Regions from separate parts of the Homo sapiens genome. Here region 2 is linked to region 1. Evidence: chromatin loops called from intact Hi-C (ENCODE). Cell type or tissue: endothelial cell of umbilical vein. All regions are shown on one strand. Each heading gives the region's core, and the rest is flanking DNA. Links, peaks and the distances in the headings are about the cores only. Region 1 has its middle 3.3 kb from the start of CHRM1-AS1. Region 2 overlaps SLC22A24 (solute carrier family 22 member 24).

Evidence for each region. Peaks named below come from ENCODE experiments on the same cell type or tissue, not always from the same donor. Only the 100,000 strongest peaks of a DNase experiment are listed, where the experiment ranks them.
Region 2: it touches region 1 in a loop (7-fold over the local background); 3 of 110 quality-filtered maps call a loop at or near these places.

The regions. Positions count from the first base shown.
Region 1 is chr11:62,904,734-62,907,549 of GRCh38, reverse strand. No RefSeq gene overlaps it. Among named protein-coding and RNA genes, the nearest start is that of CHRM1-AS1, 3.3 kb to the left of the region's middle. In endothelial cell of umbilical vein, for the core only: a CTCF peak has its summit at 1,413 (motif pointing left); a DNase peak (open chromatin) is centred at 1,399.
Region 2 is chr11:63,126,811-63,129,626 of GRCh38, reverse strand. All of the region lies in intron 2 of SLC22A24 (solute carrier family 22 member 24), which reads left to right. Among named protein-coding and RNA genes, the nearest start is that of SLC22A24, 16 kb to the left of the region's middle. In endothelial cell of umbilical vein, for the core only: a CTCF peak has its summit at 1,345 (motif pointing left); no DNase peak of the experiment used is centred there.

The DNA of each region.
Region 1 (2,816 bases), core at 267-2,766:
GGTTCTGACCAGTAGCCCCAGTATCACCTGGGAACTTGTTAGCTATGAGAATTCTCAGGGTCCTCCTAGATTTACTAAATCAGAAACTCTGTGGAACTCGCCACCTATTTTTAACAAGCCCTCTAGGTGTTCTGATGCAGGGTAAAGTTTGAGAATCATTGGCCTAGAGGGATGAGGTCCTGGGTGGAGCTAAGCCCTTGCAGAGAGAGGAGTGGAGATTCAGCCCCCTTATAGCCGTTGGGACTCCCAGAAGCCTTTGGAAGAAAGCTTCCAACACGATAGGAAATGGTATCCATTGAAGATCTAAACAGGATAGGCTAGCCAGGAACTACAGCACTGTGAGAATGACCCTGCTGTTTGGACCTTCCTGTTTGGAAGGATCCAAACCCCATATCCCCTTCCCACCAGCACAGCTTACGGGGTTGTGAGCTCAAGTTCCTAAGAGGGCCCCTCCCTTACCACTGCTCCCTCACAGCCCTAAGGCCCCTTTAAGGCTAAATGCCCTGCCCCATGTTAAAGGCGTTGAAACTGAGGTCCTGGGAGGCAGAAGGACTGAGCAAGCTGAGCAGTGCTGGGAGAATAGGAACTTTGGGGCCAGATTAACCTGGTCTCTACTGAAGGCCAGAAGTGGAGGGGGTAAATCTGGTATTCACATCAGGAATGGAGCTAGCAGTTCACACTTGTCCCTTGTCCCAGATGCAGGTCTGACCTGCCATGTCCCTCACTGAACAACCTTAGGCATGTCTCTTCTCAGTGTCTTCATCTCTGAAACGGGAACAAGCCCTTTGCAGAAGTGTTAGGAGGATGAGAGAGATTGTAGGGAAATGCCCTCAATGGCTCTATGATCAGTGTTACCACGGGACAGGGCTGCTCACCGGTAAATGCCAGAAACCAGGACTAGTTTCAGACCCAGCTCTGACCCTACACCTCCAGCCTGAGCTTTGAAAAGCCCATGCCCCCAATCCAGGGAGAAGAAACTTAAATCCCATCATGGCTTGGTTAAAGCAGTTTGGGGGAACAAGTTTCGGCGGGAAAGGGTGTGTGCATTCCAGGAAGGCTTCCCGGAGATGGGGTCTGTGCCCTCAGTCCTCTGAAGCTAGATTCCTGCAGGCCCAGCTGCCAGAGAATTGGGGAAATGGGATAAACCCAAAGAGAGAGGGTGGCTGGACATGGCAACTGTCCACCCCAAACACTCCACCACTGCCCCGTTCTGAGAGTCTTTCTTGGCCCCAGAAACAAGGGCGACTACACGCCTGAGCTGGAAATAGGGAAAGAATGAAGCGGCTTTTTGAATGCTGTCTTCCCCTCTACTGCTACCAACCCCTTCTCCGGCCTGGAGAAGTTAGGATCCTCTCTCCTCCTGCGCCACCTTCCTTCCACTCCCACCGTGTTGCTTTAGCGCCATCTGCCGGCAATCACAGGAATAGCTCTGCCAAAACACGGCTCTTGTAACCCGCCTGAGCCTGCTTATCAGACAAGACCACAGGACAAGATGGAGTAGGTGATTCTGGCCACCCCAGTCCCTGCCCCCAAGTCTCAGCAGGTACATCAGACCCCAGAAGAATCAGCTTCCTTGGATACCACTATAAACTTGCAGAGACAGGCCCTACCTCTCTGGCCAGTATACCAAATTCACCAACAAGGAGATAGAAGGTAGGGGGCTTGGCATCTAGGAACAGCTCCAACTTCTCCTAATCCCCCATGGCCCCAGGCCTTTGGAATCCTTGGTTTTATTCTTAGGACACTGGCTGGGATTTCACAGGACTCATGCTGACCCAACTGGAAATTTAGACAAGTACCTGCTCACCTTTAGAGCACAAAAGTCTTTTGAATGGCCAGGTTCCCCACACCAGCCTCAGGCTCTAAGGGGCTTGAGAGAGCTTGAGGTTATTGCTTCTGACATCGTTGTTGTTAGCACCTTTGGTAACATACACACACTGGATAACCCCACAAATCAGACTATCACACAAAATAAGCCTGAAAACAGTTCTCACTCTTCACTGTGAGTCCCTGTCCTTCCCCTGCCCTTGAGTTTCACTTTCTCTCTTGATATTCCTGGCCTGGCTAGCACCACCATTCACACGTTGCTCAAACCAGAAAGCTGGGAGTCATCCCAGACTCCTTCTGTCTTTTACTCCCTGTACTCAGCGTATCTCCTGAATTGTTCACAAATTCATCCAGTTGTCTACATCCCCACTGCCTCCAAACTAGTCCAGGCTTCTTGCCCAAAGTGCCAAAACAATCCCTTAATTCAGGGATTAGCAAATTTTTTCTATAAAGGGCCAGACAGCAAATATTTTAGTTTTAGACTCTGCAGACCAAGAGACAAAATCAAGAATATTGTGAAGGTACTCCAATATTACACAGTCTCTGTCACAACTATTCAACTCTGCTGATGCAGTCAAAAGCAGCCATAGACAATATATACTTAAATGAGCATGGCTGTGTTCCAAAAATATTTTCTTTGAATATCACTGAGATTTGAATTTCATATAATTTTTCTTGTGTCACAAATACTATTTTTGTTTATTTTTCAGCCTTTTAAAAATGCAAAATTCAGGCCAGGCGCGGTGGCTCACGCCTGTAATCCCAGCACTTTGGGAGACCGAGGTGGACGAATTGCCTAAGGTCAGGAGTTCGAGACCAGTCTGGCCAACATGGTAAAACCCAATCTCTACTAAAAATGAAAATAAAAAAATTAGCCAGGTGCGGTGGTGTGCGCCTGTAATCCCAGCTACTTGGGAGGCTGAGGCAGGGGAATTGCTTGAACCAGGGAGGTGGAGGTGGCAGTGAGCCGAGATCGCGCCACTGCACTC
Region 2 (2,816 bases), core at 27-2,526, 220 kb before region 1:
TGGAAGAACATTCCATGGTCATGGATAGGAAGAATCAATATCATGAAAATGGTCCTACTGTCCAAGGTAATTTATAGATTCAATGCCATCCCCATCTAGCTACCAATGTCTTTCTTCACAGAATTGGAAAAAAAACTACTTTAAAATTCACATGGAACCAAAAAGAGACCGCATAGCCAAGACAACCCTAAGCAAAAAGATCAAAGCTGGAGGCAACACGCTACCTGACTTCAAACTATACTACAAGGCTACAATAATCAAAACAGCATGGTACGGGTACCAAAACAGATATATAGACCGATGGAACAGAATAGAAGCTTCAGAAATAACACCACACGTCTATGACCATCTGATCTTTCACAAATCTGACAAAAACAAGCAATGGGGAAAGGATTTCCTTTTTAATAAGTGGTGCTGGGAAAACTGGCTAGCCATACGTAGAAAGCTAAAACTGGATCCCTTCCTTACACCTTATACAAAAATTAACTCAAGATGGATTAAAGACTTAAATGTAAGACCTAACACCATAAAAGCCCTAGAGAAAACCTAGGCAGTACCATTCAGGACTTAGGCATGAGCAAAGACTTCATGACTAAAACACCAAAACAATGGCAACAAAAGCCAAAATAGACAAATGGGATCTAATTTGTAGGGACCAGCCCTACAGGGTCTATGGGTTTTTCTCCCCATGTACAGAGATGAGAGATTGTAGATATAAAGACACAAGACAAAGAGGTAAAAGAAAAGACAGCTGTGCCTGGGGGACCACTACCACCAAGACGCGGAGACTGGTAGTGGCCCTGAATGCCAGGCTGCGCTGTTATTTATTAGATACAAGACAAGGGGGCAGGGTAAGGAATGTGAGCCATCTCCAATGATAGGTAAGGTCACATGGGTCATGTGTCCACTGGACGGGGGCCCTTCCCAATTTGGCAGCTGAGGCAGACAGAGAGAGAGAGAGGAGACAGTTTACGCCATTATTTCTGCATTTCAGAGACTTTTAGTACTTTCACTAATTCTGCTACTGCTATCTAGAAGGCAGAGCCAGGTGTACAGGATGGAACATGAAAGCGGACCAGGAGCATGACCGCTGAAACACAGCATCACAGGGAGATGGTTAGGCCTCCGGATAACTGCAGGTGGGCCTGACTGATGTCAGGCCCTCCACAAGAGGTGGTGGAGCAGAGTCTTCTCTAACTCCCCCAGGGAAAGGGAGAATCCCTTTCCCAGTCTGCTAAGTAGCGGGTGCTTTTCCTAGGCACTGACGCTACGACTAGACCAAGGTCCGCTAGGTAACAGGTGTCTTCCCAGGCGCTGGTGTTACTGCTAGACCAAGGAGCCCTCTGGTGGCCCTGTCCAGGCATGACAGAAGGCTCACACTCTTGTCTTCTGGTCACTTCTCACCGTGACCCTTCAGCTCCTATCTCTCTATGGCCTGGTTTCTCCTAAGTTATAATTGTAGAGTGATGATTATTATAATATTGGAATAAAGAGTAATTGCTACAAACTAATGATTAATAATATTCATATATAATCATATCTATCATCTATATCTAGTATAACTCTTCTTATTTTATATATTTTCTTTATTATACTGGAACAGCTCCTGCTCTCAGTCTCTTGCGTCGGTGCCTGGGTGGCTTGCCGCCCACACTAATTAAACTAAAGAGCTTCTGCACAGCAAAAGTAACTATCATCAGAGTGAACAGGCAACCTACAGAATGGGAGAAAATTTTTGTAGTCTATCCATCTGACAAACAGCTAATATCCAGAATCTAAAAAGAACTTAAACAAATTTACAAAAAAAAATCAAAAAGTGGGCAAAGGATATGAACAACATTTCTCAAAAGAAGACATTTATGCAGAAAACAGACATATGAAAAAATGTTCATCATCACTAGTCATCAGAGAAATGCAAATCAAAACCACAATGAGATACCATCTCACACCAGCTAGAATGGCAGTGATTAAAAAGTCAGGAAACAACAGGTGCTGGAGAGGATGTGGAGAAATAGGAACACTTTTACACTGTTGGTGGGAGTGTAAGTTAATTCAACCATTGTGGAAGATAGTGTGGCGATTCCTCAAGGTTCTAGAACTAGAAGTACCATTTGACCCAGCAATCACATTCCTGGGTATATACCCAAAGGATTATAAATCATGCTACTCTAAAGACACATGCACACGTATGTTTATTGTGGCACTATTCACAATAGCAAAGACTTGGAACCAACCCAAATGTCCACCAATGACAGATTGGATTAAGAAAATGTGGCACATATACACCATGGAATACTATGCAGCCATAAAAAAGGATGAGTTCATGTCCTTTGCAGGGACTTGAATGTAGCTGGAAACCATCATTCTAAACAAACTATCACAAGGACCGAAAGCCAAACACCACATGTTCTCACTTATAGGTGGGAGTTGAACAATGAGAACACATGGAAACAGGGTGGGGAACATCACATACCAGGGCCTGTCAGGGAGTGGGGGGCTGGGGCAGTGACAGCATTAGGAGAAATACCTAATGTAAATGACGACTTGATGGGTGCAGCAAACCAATATGGCACGTGTATACATATGTAACAAACCTGCACATTGTGCACATGTACCCTAGAACTTAAAGTATAATTTTTAAAAATCACAAGTATTCCTATACACCAATAACAGACAAACTGAGAGCCAAATCCTGAGTGAACTCCCATTCACAATTGCTACTAAGAGAATAAAATACCTAGGAATACAACTTACAAGGGATCTGATGGACCTCTTCAAGGAAAACCACTGCTCAAAGAAATGGGAGGACACCAACA